Regions from separate parts of the Homo sapiens genome. Here regions 2 and 3 are each linked to region 1. Evidence: chromatin loops called from intact Hi-C (ENCODE). Cell type or tissue: B cell. All regions are shown on one strand. Links, peaks and the distances in the headings refer to the core of each region. The heading gives the core; the rest is flanking DNA. Region 1 holds the start of LOC105376370 (a long non-coding RNA gene). Region 2 overlaps LINC02660 (long intergenic non-protein coding RNA 2660). Region 3 holds the start of LOC105376361 (a long non-coding RNA gene).

Region 1 (7,421 bases), core at 1,428-6,427:
TGCTCAGGTTATTCCAAAATTACTGCCGTAACATTAGCAATGAGAAGTTAATAGATTAAGAAATCATAAAAATTCACAATCAAGCTAATTGAAGTTTATTGTTTTGCTAAGGCCTTTGAGATTTTATACCAAACGATAAAAGCTAGATGACATTTATGTCTGCAAAATCCATTATTGAGAAATTGCTGTGTGTGTACATATACCATTCCTTCATCCTCTTATTCATCCCACACTCATTCGAGGCTCTTACAGGAAAATATGCACCTGGCTGAATTCCATCTCCTACATCCACCACACACCTAGGTCATCAATGCATTGTATATTGACCTGCATAATTGCTTCTTTTGTTCTTACTGAGAACTTCCTAACCCCTTCCCATGTCTAACCCAGGCCACAAAAACTTTTCAGGATGGTTAGAATTGTAAGGTAAAATTTTATTTTCTTGTCTTTTCTTTTTTAAGCAAAAGGTATAGAGATTACCTGAATTTGAAAAAAAATTAGAGAAGGGGTGGTGGTGGTGAGTACCAGGAACTCTATATTTATTGATTTCATGATTTATCCATAATCAAGTTTATTGTTATCTACAAAAATTTTGTGTGGTTTTAATTAAAGTGCCCTTGGAGTGACTGGCGTGTGCAGGAGAGTTTCCACTCTACCGTAGGTGATGCATAAGCTACTACTGGACTGGCAGCTCTGAACCAATGGTAGTCCATGGCTGGAGTCCTGTGTTGAGGGTTCTATCAGTGCATCTAGGCTTTTTAAATACAGCAGGGTCTTCTTAGCAATGCCTGCTTTGTGCACAGGATTGGGATTTGCAGTATACATGGCATGGATTTAACATGCTTATCTTACATGCAGCAGCTTCAACCACTAAGACTGTTCAGCTCATCTTCATCTTTGTACCTGTCCATTAACATCAAGTTTCAAGGTTGTCAACGCACCAAGATCTGTTAGGCATCTTACTTAGACTCTTTCCTCCTCCAAATTAATTGCTTCCAAATTTCTGCTGATGGAAAGTAAGATAAATCAACTGATTAAAATTGTATTTATAATAGATTGATTTCTAGACAGAGGAATGAAAATAAGATAAATATGAAACAAAACAGATAATAAATGTTAATTATAAAATCCTGGTGGAGTGTACACAAGTGTTCACTCTGCAATTTTTTCAGCTTTTATGTTAGAAATATTTTATGATAAGATTTTTGGAAGAATTGTGCTTATGGAAATCATTAATAATCAGTGATTGCGTACATAAGAGGATTGCCTAAAAATAAAAGCATGGACTTTCATGGAAATAATTTAAAACACTGTCATTGTTCCTCAGGTTCCATTTTTGTTCATTTCTACATTTCTACATTTTGTTTTCTGTTTAAAATAGTCAAGTAAATGGCATAGAGTGGGTCATTGTTTCACATTTTTAAGATCCTTTGAATAATAGTATGGGGTGTTTTGCTACCTTGTTTGTTTTGTCTTGGCTTTATTCATTTTTAAATTTTGATTATATTGAGAAGGGAGAGACAAAGAATAGCAAGTATTTTTTTCCCTTAAAATACAAATCCAACATAAACCACTCTCCTCTTTGTCATCAAATCTGCTTGGCAGCAGTGTTGTGCCACCCACAATATATTACTCTAAAAAGCAAAGCTAGGCTAATTAATGTTGTATAAACCTAGGAGAAAATGCAAAATCGATGGGAGGAAGCTGGTAGGTATTTGAAGTTCCAACCTATTTCTAATGGTTGAATCATATTTTTTAAAAGGAATGCACTGCCCTCAAAACCCAGGGTTACAACAGCTCCTTAAAAGCCCATCAAAGACATAGCATGAATAGAATTACGAGAAATCGATGGGTCGGTTTTCTTCTCCTTACTTGAAAGACGGTATGAGTTTCTCCAGCTTTCTTCATTTATTTACTTTGGAACAGAAGGAAATATTCTCACTAAATTTAAGTGGTTCACAGAAAATCAAACTTTATGAAAATATTCATAAATTAACTAAACTGAAATAAGCAGTGTAAGTCATTTGCTCTCTTATTTTGGGGCTCTGGAAACTTCCTGCTTGTGTCAGAAAGGAAAACAAAGAGAACATCTATATCAGCATAAGAGAGTGGATTAAAAATTGGCCACTGAAGGAAACGGCAAGTATAGTTTGGCATAAGCTATCACAGCAGCTTACACTCAACAACGCCGAGATACCTGGAAACATTAACTGTGTGAAAACATGCCAGGAGAATTATGGGCCTTCAACTCCTTAAAATAACAGAATTCTGCTTAATAGATTGTTCTGCACTGCTCAGCAGACAATGACCACAGGCTGTCTTCAGTGGTTCCTATTCTGACCACAAAATAAATGGAAGTTGCGACTACCATGAGCAGGAGCTCAGATGAGAGATTCACTGAAAAGAAAGCAAATGCCTGTGGACAGTCAAGGTTTTGAAAGAACATCAGGCCCTAACTCCCGAGCTTGCCTGGCTTACAGCAATGTGATGGAAAGCATAGCCTTGGTTTCTGTGATTTTTAATAGTTGAAGAAATCTAAGTCTAGTTTCTTAAGATCTAAAAATAAATCACCGCAGAGTGTCCCATAATCTGTACACTACAAGTTATTATGAAAAGATGAAAGTAAAAGCACACTAACAAAATATAGCAGGTAAAGGAGCTGGTCAGCCATGGGATGTTGAAGAGCAGATGCTGGCATTCTCACTGGGAATCTGTCAACCCAAACTTCATCTCTGCTAGTGTAGAACCAGCAGACTTGGTGTGACTTTCAACCTGTCCCCCAGAGGCACCTGATTGCTGGAGAGAAGTTGCAGAGTTGAGAACAAGACTGATGGTTTTATCTCTGTCTGAAGATAACCATGAGAATAGCACTTACTATTGATGAAGCCACAAGCACACTTGATGAGGCCTGCAAAGAAAGCTTGGTCTCCAGGCAAGGTGGGGACCATTGCGGAAGTGAGATACAGAAAACGGAAGTGAGGTATAGAAAACGGAAGTAAGTCACAGGAAACGGAAGTGAGTTATGGAAAACAGAAGTGAGGTACAGAGGATAAAAATGATGTAAGGGAAATGGAAGTGAAGTTCAGAAAATGGAAGTGAGGTACAGAAAACGGAAGTAAGTTAAGAAAAACAGAAGTGAGGTAGTGAAAACATGAGGTACAGAAAACGGAAATGAGGTACAGAAAACGGAAATGAGGTACAGAAAACAAAAGTGAGGTACAGAAAACAGAAGTGAGGTAGAGAAAATCAAAGTAAATCACAGGAAAAGTAAGTGATTTATGAAAAAACAGAAGTGAGGTAGTGAAAATGTAAGTAGGGTACAGAAGACTGAAGTAAGGTATAAAAAACAGAGGTGAGGTAGTAAAAACTGAAGGAAAATATAGAAAACAGAGGTGAGCTAGAGAAAACGGAAATGAGGTAGAGAAAATAGAAGAGATGTACAGGAAACGGAAGTGAGTCATGAAAAACAGAAGTGAGGTAGTGAAAACGTAAGGTACAGAAAACGGAAATGAGGTACAGAAAACGAAAGTGAGGTACAGAAAACGGAAGTAAGTTACAGGACATGGAAGTGAGTTATGAAAAACGGAAGTGAAGTAGAGAAAAAGTAATATACAGAAGACGGAAATAAGGTATAAAAACGGAAGTAAAGTAGTGAAAACGGAAGTAAGGTACATAAAACAGAAGTGAGGTAGAAAAACGGAAGTGAGGTAGAAAAAACGGAAGTAAGTCACAGAAAACGGAAGTGAGTTATGAAAAACAGAAGTGAGGTACAGAAGATGCAAATGATGTTAGGAAAACAGAAGAGAGGTACGGAAAACGGAAGTGAAGTAAACAAACGGAAGTGAGTCATGAAAACCGGAAGTGAGGTAGTGAAAAAATAAGATACAGAAGACAAAAATAAGGTATAAAAAACGGAATTGAGGTAGTGAAAACGGAAGTTACAGAAAACAGAAGTGAGGTACAGCAAACGGAAGTGAGGTAGAGAAAACGGAAGTAAGTCACAGAAAACGGAAGTCAGTTATGAAAAATAGAAGTGAGGTACAGAAGATGCTAATGATGTTAGGGAAACAGAAGTGAGGTACAGAAAACAGAAGTCACAGGAAACCGAAGAGAGTCATGAAAAACAAGTGATGTACAGAAGATGAAAATGAGGTAAAAAAACAGAAGTGAGGTCTAATAACAGGAAGTGAGGTAGAGAAAACAGAAATAAGTCACAGGAAATGGAAGTGAGATAGGAAAAACAGAAGTGAGGTAGTGAAAAGTAAGATACAGAAGATGGAAATAAGGTATAAAAAACAGAAGTGAGTCACTGAAAATGGAAGTAAGGTATAGAAAACAGAAGTCAGGTTGAAAAAACGGAAGTGAGGTAGACAAAACGGAAGTGAGGTAGAGAAAATGGAAGTGAGTCACAGAAAATGGAAGTGAGTTATGAAAAACAAGTGAGGTACAGAAGATGGAAATGAGGTAATGAAAACGGAAGTGAGGTGTAGTAAATAGAAGTGAGGTAGAGAAAACCAAAGTACATCATAAGAAATGAAAGTGAGTTACTCAAAACAGAAGTGAGGTAGTGAAAAAGTAAGATACAGAAGATGCAAATAAGGTATAACAAACGGAAGTGAGGTTGTGAAAATCGATGTTACAGAAAATGGAAGTGAGGTGGAGGAAACGGAAGTAAGTCTCAGGAAACGGAAGTGAGTTATGAAAAACAGTGAGGTACAGAAGATGGAAATCAGTTAAGGAAAACAGAAGTGAGGTACAGAAAACGAATGTGATGTGGAGAAAACGGAAGTAACAGGTAACGGAAGTCATTTATGAAAAACAGAAGTGAGGTACAAAGATGAAAATAAGGTAAGGAAAATGGAAATGAGGCACAGAAGACTGAAGAAGGCCTAGAAGATGACGAGGTACAGAAGACAGAGGTGAAGTACAGAAGGTGGAAATGAGTTAGAGAAGATAGAAGTGATAGAAAACGGAAGTGTGATAGAGAAGAGGGAACAAGGTTCAGAAGATGGTCATGAGGTACAGAAGACAGAAGTGAAGTACTGAAAATAGAAATGAGTTAAAGAAGATGGAAGTAAGGTACAGAAGACGGAAGTGACATGTAAAAACACCCAATCGGTTACAGTTCTGCGTTTTCTTTATTTGAGCCTGGTCTGGACAGTTGGCCACCTCTGACTGGCAGAAACTGATTGCTACAAGAGGAGGTGACAGTTGGTTCACATATCCAGTTAGGTTACAGCCCACTATGTATGGAGAAACCTTTCAGGCAAACTTAAAATATGTAAGCAGAACACTTTATTCCATGCTTAATTTAACAAAATCATAAAGAGTATTTATGCTAATAAAGAAGACAACCAAAGCTCTGAGAAGTGGCTTTGCCAGAAGTTTCCATGCTGGTAAAATGCAGAGCCTTTATTTGACGCCAGTGAGGCTGGCAGCCGAAGCGACCAGCTATCCTGGAGTTCCTCCTGTACGTCCACGGTTAGGGAAATTCTTCCATCCTGGACAAATGGGAGCAGTCTAGTTGGTCACCCTAGTTCTGCTCTCAATGTTGTTGCTTCCCACTACACCACGACGGACATTATTCTCTCCAATGTTTTAATCGTTTTCTTCTATTTTGTGCCATGTAAAATAATTCATGATACAAAAGGTACAAAAATGGTTTGGGACAAAGCAGTATTAAAACATATACATTCAAGCTCCTGGTAGACTTCCTTTAACACACAGTTGTAACAAAGAGAGCCTCAGAACTACGCCATTCAGGACTACACACCCCTGTTTTTTTAATTAAAAAATTCTTTATTTTTATTCACATATTAGGGAGGGGGATAAAAACTTACTGCCATGTATTTTTATGGCAAAAAAAAAAAAAATCCTAGGTAATAAGAATATATGTTATTAAAAGTTATATCACTAAGAGTTGAGCTTGTCAGCTATTCAAAAGCTGCAGTTGGGGGTATGAATCATTAGGAAATGGCACAAAGGTTAGAGATACAACCTGTGACTATTTAAAGACATCACAGCCTGGTTCCCACCCTCAGGGCACAGGGAGCAGAAACAATGTGTTCATTTTGTCTTAAAAGTCCCATCAGGAGGTCGACAGGGCCAGTCAACACAGACATGTTCTAAATATTTGCCTTACGGGTGGACATAATTACTTAAAATACAAATTTAGGCTGCTAAAAATTTCAGTATACTATTATCCTGAGTTCTAGCTTCAACCTGTACCTGTATATATGGCTGCAGAATAAGGTTTTGATAGCTCACTTCTACAAAAAAGGAGAACAACATCTGTGAAAACACACAAAAGCCTAACGAGGTTATACTTTCATTCCATGGAAAAAGTGTGGCATTGATTCATTCTCAAGCTGGATTATTTCCACAATAAAATAAAATTTGCCTTCAATTTTAAAGGGAGTTTTTATTATGAGAAAAACAGAATCAAAAGGAAAAAAAAATTTTTTCACTAGGCATGTGAAAAGCCATCAAGCGGCCTAACAGATATTGGGCAAAATGCCACAATCTCTGGCGGAAAGTGCTGTCTTGGAAATAGTGTCCACTTTGACCAACACCAATGAAACCTAATGATGACCCCTATCTGACAATGATTTAGTGTGTTAACAAACTTAAATAGAATTTGACTAGCGCTAGGAAAATATAATGTGTTTCCTGTATATTATTATGAGAAAAATAAACACATATATGATAAACTATCAAAGTGAAGAATGGAAAGTTACGAAATGGTATTATTTCTGTCATCTTCTCTTGATAACAAATCAACTTTTTAAAAGCAAAGGAAAAATTGTAGCATGTATTAAATGCTTCCTGGCTTTCATTCTCTGGGTTTATCATGTCACGTCAAATCTTGTTGATTCTCCAAATAGTACCTGAGTTGTGAGCAGCACCACTCTCGTTTGCAAGTGAGGAATCCAGGCTTAGAGAGTCATTGTGCTCCCTGAACAACCAGCCTTGATATTACAACCAGCCTTGATATTGCCCAGGCACTCATTAAAATGCTCAATGTCAGACTCTATTTTCTCCTGCTAATTATCTGCCTGAAACAAGATCCCAGACAATTAAAGTTGGAGATTCTCTGCCCTGTGCCATATGACTACAATAGGCCTTCTTTCACCTCTTGAGGCTTTAAGGCGGAAAGGTGTGATACCATCCCCTACCTATTAGGAGGATGACAGTGAACACTCCTGTAACAAAAGACAGGTAAACAGGAGAAAAGTATAACAAAATTATTAATCAAACTTTACATGACACAGAGTAATGCAGAAATGAAGAGCCAAAATCTCAAGGAAAATTATTTTTATGCCTACATTCTATAAAGAACGGACAGTTGTGTAGAAATGTGATTAGACAAAAGGCTGTGATCTAATAGTGATAGAGTGAGGGGAAATCCCAGCAAGGCCTGC
Region 2 (7,421 bases), core at 1,138-6,137, 400 kb after region 1:
CAAAGTGCTGGGATTATAGGCGTGAGCCACCACGCCCAGCCTAATTTTTGTATTTTTAACAGAGACAGGGTTTTGCCATGTTGGCCAGGCTGGTCTCTATCTCCTGACCTCGTTATCCACCCGCCTCGGTCTCCCAAAGTGCTAGGATTACAGGCATGAGCCAGCACGCCCAGCCTGAAATTGGTTTTCTTTTGATACCTGGATACCTCTAAATCCTTTGGCTCTGACTTAGTCAGGACTATCCAAGGAAATCTACCACACAGGAAGTGATGGACTTCATCCTACTCATGAGAAGTAAGTACTTTTTAAAGTTTTCCTTCTGACGATGAAGGTCTCTCAAAGCCCATGACATTCTCCCAGCTCCCTACCAGCTTGGACTGTCTCACTTTTTATGCAAAAGGAATCTTTTGGCTCCCTTCTCAAAAGTAAGCTCTACCTGGACACAACAGGACACTGAGTCAGGGCCTCACTCTCACCACAGCTACACCATGAACTCTGCCCGGGACCGCAGGTCCCGTGGGTACATAACCATGACCAAGTTGGCCACAAGCACCGTGAGTATGGCGTGGGTCGCCCTCTTCCCTGTCTCCCTGCTGGACACCCACCCACCCCTTAGCGCCTGCAGAGAAGTCCCCCCAGGAGTCCAGGCCTGGGTCCCTGTGGCCCTGGGGGGTTTGTGGCGACCCCAACACGAGCTCTCTGCGACTGCACGCACAGGTATGCAGCCCAGGCAGCCCTTCCGTGAGCTCTTGGACTGGGGCTCATCCATCGCTGCACCTGTAACACTGGGCATTTTTCCCTGTAAACAGGAGACATCAGTTTAATAAGCATTGATTTCATTTAACAAGTTTGTATTGAGTAATCTCTGTGCACCTCAGTCCTAGGAATACGGCTGAAAAATGGTAAAAAAGCATCCAGGCAGTTGTAAATTGACATTCGAATCTAATTTGCATTCTGATCAGTAAGTAAATTAATATGCAAGTGAGCAATTTCAAATACATTATGAAGAAAAACCAACAACGTGATAGATTGGGATGGAGGGTGGGGGTGGGAGCTGTTTTTGATGGAATATTTGGGGGGATGCTTCTCAGAGTCTGAGTGAGATGTGGGCAGAGAGAAGGAGCCAGCCAAGTGGGAGATAAGAAAGGGTTTTCCTGCTGAGGGGGCCTCTAGAAGCCCTAAGCCAGGATCAGCTTGGAATGTTCCAGAAACAGAAAGGATGTCAGTGTCCCTTGAGAGCTCAATTGGGGAGTGGAGAGAGATAGATGAGTTTATAGACAAAAGGCTTCACACCTGCCTTCTCGGGGGTCCAGGGGGGATCTTGAGGGTCCAGGAAGAAGTGTGTGGCTTACTTGAAGAAAATGGGAAGCTGTGGAGGGTTATAAATGGGAGGGATATAATTTTTTTAGGTTTTGCAAAGGACACACTGGATGCAACATATTAGGAGAGAAGAGGTTGACATGGATGGACATTTTTGAACTGATGTTAAAATAAAACATTTGATTCCTTTTTCTGTACCTTTATGAATGCAGATGAACATACCCATTGTATGAGTCCATTCTCATATTGCTATAAAAAAATACCTGGGACTGGGTAATTTATAAAGAAAAAGGTTTGATTGGCTCACGGTTCCACAGGCTGTACAAGAAGCACAGTGGCTTCTGCTTCTGGGGAGGCCTCAGGAAACTTACAATCATGGCAGAAGGCAAAGGAGAGGCTGGCACATCTTACATGGTTGGAGCAGGAGGAAGAGAGAGCAACGCGGGAGGTGCCACACATTTTTAAACAACCAGATCTCACAAGAACTCACGACGGGGATGACAGCACCCAGGAGGATGGTGTTAAACCATGAGAAGCCACCCCCACAAGAACTCACATAGGGACGACAGCACCCAGGAGGATGGTGTCAGACCATGAGAAGCCAACCCCACAAGAACTCACGATAGGGATGACAGCACCCAGGAGGATGGTGTGAGACCATAAGGAGCCACCTCCATGGCCCTGTCACCTCCCACCAGGCCCACCTCCAGCATTGGGGATTACCTTTCAACATGAGATTTGGGTGGGGACACAGAGCCCAACCATATCACCCCCTCCTGTCTTGAAATGCCAGGGCTCCCTCCCCAGCCCCACCTGAAGGCAAAGTTCTAGAACCACCCTGAGACAATGAGCCAGTTGCTTCAAATTGAGCATGAAACCACTCAGCGTCCAGAGCAAAGGAAATACATAAAGTGCCTAAATTGGCCTAATGGGATCTTAGTAATCAAATATATCATCATCTGTACATTTTCCATATTACGGTGGGAACACTTTGTAGCCAGCCTAGCTCCCCTCCTGTTCCTGTTAGAATTTTGTTCTTAGAATAAATTTACATCCGTCCCCTGGTGCCAGGGTTCAGGCTGTGTTGCACTTTTCATTATAAGCCATGTTTACCGAAGGTTTACAACTTGGCTGTAAAAACCGGTTGGCACCGAAACTGGAAACTTGGCATGAACAAATTGGCATAAACATTGGCCGGAAGCAGTTTTTCTATCTAAATCTGAGAAAAACAGACTAGGTCATTTTCAAGTTATTTGTGTTATTCATGCATAAATAAAATGAAGCTTGACAGCTTCAAACAGTTGTTTGCTTTTGCGCTCTTCAAAAATAGATTGGATCCAAGAAAAGTAACATTTGGTAAACAAATACTCCATGACGGACTGTAGAAAAAACGAAAGGAAAAAAGAGTGGAGTGCAGTACATTAAATAGAAAGGGAAGATGGAAGCGTTTCAAAAGTCACTTTGTGTCAGAAAGTGGAGTCAGGAAAGGTATTATTAGGTGATTATGTGGTTTCTAGAGGCAAATTTAGAGATTCCTCTGGACTCTAAATTAATAGTGTAAACAAGCAGAGAGCAAGCTTTCAAATAACATAATTTATTTTTTTGAGATCTGAAGCACATCTAAACAACACAAGCTAACTAAATAGATGATGTTCAGGCAAGGAAGAACCAAGTGATTTCTAAATATGTTTTCTAACAGCAGTAGGCTTGGCCTGTAAAACAAACAAACAAAAAGTTTAAAAACTGGGGGAAGAAAAAAACAAAATATAAATGATATAGTAAAACATCTTGGTTGAAAACAATAGCATCAATGTCTGATCTTTCCGCTCATCTATGTATCGAATTAAGTTTAGAAATGCAATTTGTGGGTTTTGAATTCCAGCAGCCAGTAGCAGCTCTCTAAAGAGGGAAAGTGATGGTGCCGACCGCTCCCCAAAGAATGCCTTTTTGGCAAATTTAAAAGTCAGCCTTGACGTCAAGTGACTCCTGAGAAGGCTCCGCATTGAGTTCTGTGAAGCGTGGGCAGATCGGACTTTCACTCTCAAAACTCTGTCGGGGGATGACTACAGACACAGTTTAGGGCAAAATAAAACCAAGCCAATTCAAACAGAAAGTAAAAATAAGTCAGAGAGGAAAGAATGTGGAGGATGGACCAGGCCTGCTGGGGCCCGCGCTCTGTAACAAGCGCCCCTTGGGGAAGGAGTTGTCTCACAGGCTTGCTTTTTATTGATGTTCCTTCCTAACGGTTGTTAGCAGCAGTTAAATCCATATGGTTGTTCTTGGCAAAATGGATCTTGTCCTCTATTTGTAAAGTCTTGTTTCACCAAACTATAGGCAGAGTAATAGAATTCTATCATTGGAAGTGGAAGAATTTTCCACCTGGGGATTTCACCTGAATGGCACCTTTGGCCATTACCTGGCTCTTAGGATCAGCATGGTTCCATCCACGTGGTAATTCAAGCTAACAATTATCTTGGGACACATCTCAAAACTATTAACTCCCCAGAATGATCCACAGTGTTGATTCTCGGGTGGATGCTCCCAGTGTTTCCTCCTTCAGAGAAAGCTATGAAATCACTTGTTCACCCTAATATCAAGATTGTTCCAGCTGGTTGCAGTGGCTCACGCCTGTAATCCCAGCACTTTGGGAGGCTGAGGTGGGCGGATCACATGAGGCCAGGAGTTCGAGAGTAGCCTGGGCAACATGGCGAAACCTGGTCTCTACTAAAAATACAAAAATTAGCTCAGCATGGTGGTGCCTGCCTGTAATCCCAGCTGCTCAGGAGGCTGTGACAGGAGAATCGCTTGAACCCAGGAGGCAGAGGTCAAAGTGAGCCGAGATCGCGCCAGCCTGGATGACAGAGCAAGACCCTGTTTCAAAAAAAGAAAAAAAAGAAAAGATTGTTCCGATAGCAACTATAGCAATGCCATGTCATTGAGGATTCCAACTTGTCATGTGCTTCCTGGATAGGGTTTTACACCCTAGAGAGTTCTCTTCCACATTGAGAAGTATGAATAAACACATGCAATGACTCCATTGACACTATTCTTTAGAGATGAAGAAATTAAAGACCTAGGGCACACTATCGGGGTTCCACAGACCAGAGACAAAACAACTCAGCAATTAACAGGCCTCACAGAAACGAGTTTGGGAACCCCTCAGCATTTCTGCAGAATTTGCAGTTATTTCTAAGTATATTCCCTCCAGGTGCACGGTTAGCTAATCTTACCAGTCCCATAGATTCCTTGAGGGACTGGTTTACATCTTATTTTTGTATTCAGTTCCTAACACGGTGCCTGACACTCCAGGGCTTCAGCAAAATACTGATGCTATGATATGGGTAAGCGTTTCTATCTATAAATAGAGAGAGAGAGAGAGAGAGAGGTGTTTTGGTTTTGTTTTCTTTTAACAGACTGGGGAAGAAAAATGTTTGGAGGCTAAAATAAAATTTGCACCAATCAGCGTAAATGAGTGAGTTGTCTGGAAATGCCACATTGTAGATCTGAAATGCCATTATCTACAGGGAGCAGGTGCCCTCAATTGGGGACTTGATACAGTTTGGCCGTGTCCTCACCCAAATATCATCTTGAATTGTAGCTCCCATAATTCCCATGTGTTTTGAGAAGGACCTGTTGGGAGATAATTAAGTGATGGGGCCAGTTTCCCCCATAATGTTTTTGTTTGGACACTATGATCAGAGAGAACTGATGACTTCTACAACAGTCTGCTCTTCAGCTCAATATTCCACCACCAACAGACCTTGGGTTTTGGGGAGTTAATGGGGCACTCAGATGATTGCTGATGGAAACTCCAGGGGAAGTAAGGGTGGGGAAGAAGTGTAGCTTGTAAAAGATTTCCCATCTTTTAGTCCTAAACTTTCAACTGGGGGAAGAATATTACATTTTAAATCCAACCCACAGAAAGGAAAATTCATCAAAATCTCCAAGCCGAATGGGATCTGCGACCCTTTCCATGAAGACTGATCAGATAGGCCTGGCGCAGCTTTCTGCTCTGCTCCCAAGAGCTGTGCAATGTGTGGTCCTTGGGCCATTCCTGCTGCATAAATGTGCATTCTTTGTATTGGAACCCAGAGTGTAGGAACTAGTCGCTTTGACAGAGAATGAGGCTGGCCCTGCATCCATGTTAGACATTGCTATCCTTTTCTTAAGGTTTCTTCATTGTTACATAGTACATCTTGGGAAAGGAAACAGAAAGCTAACTGCAGTGTTAATTCTTGGAACTGGCATGAAAACGAAGAGGAGAAGTGACACAGCGAAAGAGCTTACGTTTGGGAATCAAAGACCTGGATTCATTTTCTACCTCTGTACTTGCAGGATTTGTGCAAGATTTTGACCAATTACTTAACGCATCTGAGCCCCAAGGATCCTGACCATAAAATGAGGCTACTTCTTCCTACCTCTGGACAATGTACGGATTGGCTGGGGGGCAGAAGAAATTGCCCTGGATGTCCTCTTTCCTTTCTGGTGCCTATCTTCCCCACCAGCAAACTCGGCGGCCTGGACCTCCAAATGTATCCTGACTCCGAGCTGGGTGATTTCTTTTTCTTCCGAGCCACAACCATCTCCATTCTGGACGGCATCCATGTGCTCCGAAAGCTCTCCTGCTTCCTCTCAGACTTCCCAACCATCTCTTCCCCAGGGCACCCGTGGGATCCAACGGCATGAACCTCATCACCTTATGCCTACTGAAGGCCCTGCTTGTCTTCCTAATGCTCTGCAGACAAAAGAACCCATGAACACCCAAGCAGAGGCTGGGCCCTGCCCGGTTCTGGCCTCCCTCACCCCTCCCCTCTGCCCATGCCCCCCCACCCTCCCCTCTGCCCATGCCCCCCCACCCCTCCCCTCTGCCCATGCCCCCCGTCACCCCTCCCCTCTGCCCATGCCCTGCCCATCCTGACCTTACGCCTTCAACTGCCCTGAAACACACCAGGTGCCCTCTGGCCCCCTCTGGCGCCAGCTTCCCCTGCCCCCAGCCCTTGCCACAGGCCTCCCATGCCTGGCGCTCCCAATGTTTACTTCTCATGTAGAATTTCTCCTCCTTGGAGACGTGAGATTGAGTCTTAATCTTTCAAACCAAAGGAGCCTCCACACCTCTCTCCCCACCAAATGCTTTATCCATTTCCTTTGTATCACTCACCTGAATTCTGTTTGTATTTGTCAGTGCCCCCAGAATGAAAGTGCAGGGCCCTACATGAGCCCAGAAGCTGCTCTTCCCCGAAAGTCTGGGAGAGAAGAGGCTCCTGGAGGTTTGTGAAGCCCACCTGCATGGCAGGTGTGACAGCCGGCAGGGCCCCTCCTGCACCCCGTCCCTGTGCCCCGCCTGGTGCCATGAAACCACTGGACAACTATGAGACGATTGAGCTCGTTATTATAAAATCATCACGTTTTTCTACTATAAACTTATAGTAATATTCCAGTTTAGACAGAATGAAGAGCATCCAGAGGAACTGAACAATGAGCTCCTGAGATGGACCGTGATTCCTGCGTGTGGCTTGGGTGTCGCATGGCAAGATGTGCACACGAGCAAGCGACGGTGAATTGTGAACGCTTCTGGCAAGTGCTCTGGCTGGACTGTATTTTCAGAGCTTTGTAAATCACCTAATTCCTTTTGCATAAGAACATTAATGATGCGAGGAGGCCAGTTACATTTTCAGTTATACTTTGTTGCATTTTAGAGGGAAATTATCTATCATGGTTAAATTTGCAAAGCTGGGTATTGCCAAAGGTCATGGGGATTTGTGCCCCACAGCAGGAAAGGCACACAGTAGAGCCAGCTCTTTACTGCCTGTCTGAAGGGTGACTTGGTCTGTTACCTGGTTTTGGTGGCATCCCCAGGTTCACAGCCAGTCTGCCTCACTTCCCCTTACTGGGTGCGTGGCCTGTGGACAGAGGGTGAAGACACAGATGTGGAAGTGATGGAATCTCAGCCTCGAGACACCCTGCACCAATGCCGGACAGGATGAGAGAGTTGTAGGCAGGAACGAGTCCAGCCAGGGCTGCGGGAATGACTCTCAGGATGTGACACAGCTTTCCATATCACAAAATACAGGAGAAAGCTGTGCTTTGGGTGGTACAATTTA
Region 3 (7,421 bases), core at 752-5,751, 580 kb after region 1:
AGCTAAGTAACTTCAAACTAAGGTGATGTCAGGTGAAGAGCCCCGGAAGTGGGACATTTTATCTTCCTGGTTAGTCCATTACATGCAAAGCAGGGGAATGAGGTGTTTTTACTATTTTATTGCTTTCAGAGTCAATTCTACATCAAGAGACAGAAACCAAGATGACTCAAGAGCTCTTGGAAAAAAAAAAAAAAAAACATTCTCTTAGAGAACTGCATGGTTTTCTTACGGCCTGTGTGGAGGGAAAGCTGTGATGAAGGACCTGTAATTTTTATTTGCAGACTTTCAGTTCTGCTCTCATTTTGTTGAAACCATTGGTTCCGTCTTTCATTTCCTATACCAAGCGCATCATTGAGACCAGCTTCTGGGTATTTATTTGCAGTCCTGATTGGCTGGGGTTCTGATGCACGAGGCCCTGCCATCTTCTCTGTGAGAAGTGTTGGTTCGTTTCTGGATGGAGGACTCAAGCTCATTTTAGGGGCTCTCCTAGAGGTAGGGGTGAGTGCTCCAAGGGTGGAACATGCGTGAAGAATCGGTTTGCTCTCCCTCAGCTCTGTGCATAACCAAAGGTTTGATACCAAATGCAGAAGTTGCCAATGGAAGAAAATGCCACTTCAACTGCATGTGGAACTGTGGTTTTGAACCCAAGTGAAAATCAGAAGATTCTGGGGAACTTGAAAGTTACCCGATGTGTTTGGCTCAGGGATTAAAAATTTGACTTATCTTCATTCTAAATGCAATACAGAGTCTGACTCCTGCACAGGCTAAAGAAAGCAAGAAAGAGAGAGAAAGAGAGAAGAAGGAAGGAAGGAAGTAGAGAGGGAAGGAAGGAGGGAGGGAAGGAAGGAAGGAAGGAAGGAAATGTATGTTTTTCTGCACCTTGAAGAATAAAACGCTGGCCACAATTAGCCTTCACTATTCTCCTTAATGCTAATAATTAAGCACAGATTCCTTAGTTAAGTATGAAACGGTTTTTGGAAAAAAAAGTGCTGGGAACTCAGAGGTGGGAATGATGATCTCAAAAGTTCTCTGGACTCTGTGCATCGCGTTCTCACAGCCTTTCATTAACCGTCTCCCTCTCACCCTCAACAGGTCTGAAAGGTAGAGAACGTGTGCTGTTACTCAGGTGTATCTGAGAATTATCTAGGCATATTTGTAAAAGAAAACAAAAAGCCCCTTTTATGCTTACAGTGATCCATTATCTCCAGTGTCTAATTTGGGAGCGGGACCAGGAGTAAAGTTCATGAAATGTTAGGTGGGTTAGAGACCACTGAGCCATCCTCTGCCTGACATGGGCATCTTGAAACTGCCTTGTGGCCATGTGCTGCATCCATGGTCTTGTCCCTGGAAAAGAAACAAAAAGGGACATGAGAACAGGTGGCAGTGTCAGCCGATGACGCTGGCCCCGGGCACCCAGAGGCCCCCAGAGTAGCTCAGGCTCGGGACCTCCTCTTATCCAGATGGTGGGACCGTGATGCGCAGAAACCGCTCTGCTCCAGAAAGACCTGGGAGCACTGGGAGCCGGGCGGACACAACGCGGTGTTTGCACAGATTCGCCCCTTACTTCTCAGTCACATCGGGGCTAAAAACTCATTTCAAAAAGAACTAACCTGGGGACTATCGCAAGGAGGCATCTTTTCATCCTTGACTCTGCTGTCCTTAAACCACGGACCTCCCACTTTCCCTTTTGGCCCTCAAAGTCACTTGGTCCTGACTCCATCCCTTCGGATTCTGCTAAGGATTTTTTCCTGCAGAGCCTCAAAATCGCACAGAACAGACACCCTTGGACTCACCTCTCAGAGCCTCCTTCTTAAGAGATGGGCTGCGTCCCTGAGCCGCTCTTGTGGAAATCTCCTTTTATCCCATGGTTAGAGGAGACAGAGAAGGTTCTCTGGGCACAACTGGTCCTTCCAGGTGGAGACCAAAAATCTGTTTTGTTAAATCAACTTTCTCAGCACTCTTCCCTCCCTCTTCTTCCCTGTCCTTCCTTTTTCTTCCTTTCCTGACTTCCTCTCCCTCCTTCTGCTCTCCATGCTTTGCTTTCGTCTTTTACTTCATTTCTCTCCCTCCTACCCTCCCTCTCTTTCCTCCTTTCCTGTTCTCCTTCCTTCCCCTCTCTTTCCTTCCTTCCTTCACTTTTTGCCTTCCTTCCTTTTGCTTCCTTTCTCTCCCTCCCTCTTTCCTCCTTTCCTGTTTTCCTTCCTTTTTCTCTGTCTTCCTCCCTCCCCTTCTCCCTCCCTCCCTAGTAGCATGTGCGTGGTTGACAGATTGCCTGGACTTGAATCTCAATACCGTCACTTACTACATGCATGCGCTTGGGCAGTTTGCTGAAGAGCGTATGTCTCTCTTTCTTCATCTGTAAAATGGGTTAATAATTGTACTTACCTCATACAAGAGAAGGACTTAGCAGAATGCGTGGTCCAAGAGAAGCTCTCCACAGGTGGTGGCTATTATTATTAGCTTTTTATTCAGCCCCATCCTGGGCATATATCTCTCTGCAAGGTGTGAGATGAACACAGTGGTTTCAAACTTTGTTTGTTTGTTTGTTTGAGACACAGAGTCTCACGCTGTAGCCCAGGCTGGAGTGCAGTGGCGCGATCTTGGCTCACTGCAGCCTCCGCCTCCCAGGTTCAAGTGATTCTCCTGCCTCAGCCTCCCAAGTAGCTGGGATTACAGGCACGTGCCGCCACATTCAGCAAATTTTTGTATTTTTAGCAGAGAGGGGGTTTCACCATGTTGGCCAGAGTGGTCTCAAACTCCTGACCTCAAGTGATTGGCCTGCCTTGGCCTCCCAAAGTGCCGGGATGACAGGTGTGAGCCATCGCACCTGGCCAAGATGAACGCAGTGGGATGATGGCCTGGCCCTGCCCCCTGGTGAATGATCTGGGAGGTGTGAGCAGGCATCCTCCATCCCACCTCTAATCCCAGCGTCACTCCATCAGGAGGCAGGGCACTCTGTCATCAGAGGACAATCCCAAAGTCTCTGTGAAGGAGGAGGCAGAGGAAAGGGAGCCTTGCCAGGCGCAGAAGTGTTCTGTTCCTTTGAAGGTGTGTTGATTTGGGTGGGAGAGGGCAGGGAGCAGTGTTCCCCATAGGCTGTGCCTGAGTGTCGGCACAGGTGTTCCTCAGAGAGTGAGACCAGTTTTGACTGGAGAAGAAAGTTTGCTGGGACAGAGTGGGACAGGATGCAGTGAGACCTGACCCATCAAGGTCCCTGGGCCCATACTTGGGGAGATTTTCAGCCACCCGGGGATTTCCTTTCTTTATCTGCAAAATGATGTCTGGTGACACTGAGCTCTTTGCTGCCGGTGGCATGTTAGCCTTTTCCTGATAGAAATGCTGGGATTGGGGAGGGCTCTCGGTGTTTCTGAGTTGGAGGAAAAGACTGACAAAATAGGTATTTTAGACACGTGTCCATCTGTGGTATACAAGGTACACACAGGGAAAGAAAGAAAATAGGCACTTACTTCACTTATGAAACCTGTGAAAATCCCCTGAAGGGAGGTGTGATTAGTCACAGCTTGCACATAGAGAAAACAAGTTGCAGAGAAGTAAAGAGATGGGGCTGAGGCCACCGGCTTGCAAGGGACCCTGCCTGCAGCTTCCAGAGCCCAGCGGCTGGGCCATGCGGAGAGGAACGGACTGGCTGGGACCTGGCATGGGTCCAGTCCTGCCACCACTTTGCTCCTGGACAGGGTCATCTGTGCCTCTTTTCATCCGGTGATTATTGCACTTATCTAATAAATAAAAATTACATGAGACGCTATAAATAGAAGTTCTGGACATGGTAGGACCGCATAGGCATCAGCTATGATTTAAACCACATGGCAACAGCATGGCCTCTAGGAAGAGGGAGGCAGCGGGGAGGCTGTTCTGGTGCGAGATGAGCTCTGAGCAAGGCCCAGACAGGTTGCTGGTTAAGGCAGGAAAGGTGAGTCATCTTGTTCTCTAAGATTCCGAGAAGATGTCCTTAGGGTGATTTTTACAATGTTTCTTTGAATCACCTTTTTCTGCTAATGATGACAAATTACACTTTTAGAGATAATTTGAGTGTATTCCCTTCACTTAGTAATGTAATTTGTTGTTTTCAGGGCAAATAAGATTCGACGATGCAGGAATCTCTGGGACTTTGCTCCTAGGACTGCCCGGGAATCTTGACCCATCGCTAAGTAAGATGGTGTTTATAAACACAGGTGAGTTTCCTGTTTGTAGGGTTGTCTCGGCAAGACGTGGTTCCATGAGGACCAGTTTGCCCAGGTGCAGATCTGTGGTTTACACACATAAGTGACATCTGTAGGACCATGATGTCGCTCAGAAGCACTGTAGTGATGGCTGAAATTAAGCAGCCACAGGGAGACCTTTAGCTACTTAAAGAAGTCCAAATAACAGAAGAGAGACTGGTGTTGACCTTAGGTGACAAGGCCAAGAGAACTGAGCCAGTATCTCTGCAGCACAAGCCAGCAAGGCCACAGAGAAGAGGAGTCTCTGTTGACACCACTGCTGCTATTGTTCTTTTCCCTGAAAAACACAGTGTTCTCTGTTCTTCATCTCCCTTTACTTATTTATTGGATTTTCTACATTATTCCATTTGCTTAAAGTTCCAAAGAGTACACATAAGAACACCATTGATTGAAATAATTAAAACAGATAGCTTCAATAACAGCAAAACTGAACAGCAATGCAGCAGCTGATTTCTCTTTTGCCATTCTCTTGGGGTGTGGGTTTTGAAAAGCCAACTTGACTCCAGAATTTTTCAATATGCTTCGCTGTTGGAAATGGCTATGCCTTAAGGAAGTCAAGACCAGCCTTGTTCTCCTTAGACCAAGAGACCTGAGGAAGCACCTCACTGGCCCTCACCTGTGAAGGGGAATTGGCTTCTCCTCGGACAGTTATGAGAGTTTGCACCCTAGAAGTGAGGTGCATAGCAGCATGCTGGATGTGCTGTTTGCTTTTTTGTAAATAGGTGTTCTTTTGTTCATGCAAGATGTTAGAGAATTCTGTTTTCATTTTTTAGGGGAACCTCTCAAAGGAACAAAAAGCATTTATTCACTCAACCTGGGACTTCAACTTTATGGAAGAAGTAAGAGAAGAAGAGGAAGAAGAGGAAGAAGAAGCGGTGGCGGCGGAGGAGGAAGAGGAGGAGGAGGAAGAGAAGAGGAAGAAGAAGAAGGAGGAGGAGTAGCAGGAGGAGAAGAAGAGGAGGAGGAGGAGGAATGCATTTGTATTCCGTCTGGAAAAGAGCTTTCCCTAGGCAAAGCTAAGACACACAGCTGCAGCCTTGACCGATGACAGCTGTCCATTTCAGGTCCCACTCATAGAAATAATGACCCGGGCACAGGCAGCAATTGTAGCAGACGCTATTCCTTTTTTCTGTGTGTGCATCATTTTCGTTTGGTTTGTTTCTTACTCTTTGGTAGGAATTTCTGCTTGATGCTCCCACAGGACCTCGGTTCAGCTGGATCAGTGGAAAACCTGTACAACTTGTCCCTTTATAAAAACTCCCAGTTACAGTTTTTCTTTGATATTTACTTTGGAATACCTAGAGACTCTTCCCACCCACATCCCCCTTTCCAAAGACAACATGGTCGTGTTGGAAACAAAATTCGGGAGACCAGAGGACTTTGACTGTGGGAAGAAATGTGGTAGTTTAGGAACCTGCGACTCCTTCTTCCCAGCCCTCCAGACCCTCCAAAGAGCTGTTGACAAGAGCCTTAGATGAAGGCCCTGAGCTGTAGCCTAGCGCAATTCTCCTTTGCCTATCTGAAGAGCAGGACAGGCAGGATTAGCGAGGCAAACAAAACCTGAAGGACTTCTTAATAGCCAGACATCTGAGGCCCTTCAGAACCACTTTGAAGATCGGGGGTGATACTGGCTGAGGCTCCAGGTTTATCATTTGATTTGTGACTTTCAGCTCAGGCAGGAGACAGAGAGGAGAGTTCACCAGAGACAAGTCACTTCTGTTGAATGAGTCACCATCGCCACACAGCTGCTTGTTCCAGAGCAGCTATGGTGGGGACATTGTCTAGGATCCCAGGAAAAGTGAAAACATTGACCGGAATGTTTCCAGCACAATGAATGTGATAACAGAGAATGAATAAGTGGAACAGCTCCAACACAGCCAAGAAGATGTTGCTTTATGAGAGCTGACTTTCCCCAGAGCAGTGCGCTCCCATCACAAGGAGGATTAATTCATACATTTCAAGGCCTAAATGACAGACGATAAATGTGTGTAATTATGTAAGTGAGCCCACTGTGTTAGTATGCAAAGGTGCCCACTTTTCCTGCATCAGATATTGACCCTCTTCCATGTCAAAATTCAGAGAGTGACAGCTGCCAATCTCACCCCAGCATCCTCACCTGCTAACCAGGTATCTGTACTCACTCAGCGTGCCTGCTTGGCGAATCTCAGCTGAGTCAGTTACAACAGGTCCCCTTTCAGACAGGTGATGATTAGAAGGTTTGTGACTCAAAGAGCATGACGTGTTCCCTTTCCTCTGCAGCAGGAAGATACTCCCTGATATCGTAGCAGTGACTCAGCCTGCCAAGACAATCCATTTCATTCTTGTACCATTCTTGCATAAATCACAGTGCAGAAAGCTTGGCAAGATAATTTTTAAATTTTAAACTCGACCAGGAGAACTGTTGAGAAATAAGACTTCATATTGAAGTACGTTTCCTCTCCTCGGAAGCTTTCAAGAGGCGATGCTGGGTGAAGGGTTACTCCAAGGTAAATAAATGGTACTGTACTTGGTAGTAAACAGGAGCTGAGTGCTGATTCAGCCAGTCACAGGCCGTTCCTTCCTGAAGAACTCAAAAGCTGTTAGCATGTAAAGTGGGCTCTTCCACAAGGTGACAGATCAATCAAACTCTGTCATCTCCCAAACCTCTTTGAGGCAGGGTTCCATCAACAGATACCATCTTTGTTCACTTTACAGTTTGGGGGGTGAGGAGAAGGGCAGAAAAAGAACTCTCATTGGAAATATTATTTAATGTTTTAAATTAACTCAAAAGATCTTATGTTAATATATTATTTTTGTGAGTTGTTCTGAATTTAGATTCGTTTCCGTGTAATAATTCAGATACAAAGCTAAACATTGCAGAAATGATGGCAAATACTCATTTAAGGTTTATTATGCACAAAACACCAAGATATGTGTTTTGTATTATTTAGTCCTCTTGGAAACTGAAGCAGATACTGTTATTATCACACTAAGACAGGTGAGCAAACTGAGGCCAGGAGAGGCATCCGAGGTTACGCAGAACCCAGCCCACGACACACAGCTGCACTCTTTCCCTGCAAGTGACAAAGTTTAGCTTTATAAGCCAGGATTGCCTTTCTTTTCACTCTGACTAGAGAAAAATAGTTCAAACACAGCCAGAAAAATGTTGCTTTACGAGACCTGACTGACCCCAGAGCAGTG

Evidence for each region. Peaks named below come from ENCODE experiments on the same cell type or tissue, not always from the same donor. Only the 100,000 strongest peaks of a DNase experiment are listed, where the experiment ranks them.
Region 2: a loop joins it to region 1, with 26 times the contacts of the local background. A loop is called at or near these places in 4 of 110 quality-filtered maps.
Region 3: it touches region 1 in a loop (12-fold over the local background); 2 of 110 quality-filtered maps call a loop at or near these places.

What each region holds. Positions count from the first base shown.
Region 1 is chr10:4,329,949-4,337,369 of GRCh38, reverse strand. It overlaps LOC105376370 (a long non-coding RNA gene), which reads right to left and starts at 2,912. Exons shown (of 3, transcript XR_930589.3): 1 at 2,876-2,912; 2 at 2,639-2,796; 3 at 555-1,006. In B cell, for the core only: CTCF peaks have their summits at 3,900, 4,157 and 4,363; DNase peaks (open chromatin) are centred at 3,129, 4,119 and 4,359; H3K27ac peaks cover 2,902 bases.
Region 2 is chr10:3,931,290-3,938,710 of GRCh38, reverse strand. LINC02660 (long intergenic non-protein coding RNA 2660) reads right to left here. Exons shown (of 3, transcript NR_183984.1): 2 at 5,739-6,055; 3 at 2,899-3,032. Among named protein-coding and RNA genes, the nearest start is that of LINC02660, 23 kb to the right of the region's middle. RefSeq lists enhancers at 3,188-3,237, 3,258-3,307, 3,348-3,537. In B cell, for the core only: no CTCF peak of the experiment used is centred there; a DNase peak (open chromatin) is centred at 3,390; H3K4me3 peaks cover 1,004 bases; H3K27ac peaks cover 1,079 bases.
Region 3 is chr10:3,754,259-3,761,679 of GRCh38, reverse strand. It overlaps LOC105376361 (a long non-coding RNA gene), which reads left to right and starts at 3,630. Exons shown (of 3, transcript XR_930578.4): 1 at 3,630-3,720; 2 at 4,092-4,193; 3 at 5,015-5,099. It overlaps LOC105376363 (a long non-coding RNA gene), which reads right to left and starts at 1,378. Exons shown (of 4, transcript XR_001747332.1): 1 at 1,190-1,378. LOC124902540 (a long non-coding RNA gene) reads left to right here and starts at 6,383. Exons shown (of 3, transcript XR_007062364.1): 1 at 6,383-6,727. RefSeq lists enhancers at 500-599, 3,633-3,852, 5,754-6,953. In B cell, for the core only: no CTCF peak of the experiment used is centred there; DNase peaks (open chromatin) are centred at 3,459 and 4,268; H3K4me3 peaks cover 1,827 bases; H3K27ac peaks cover 1,539 bases.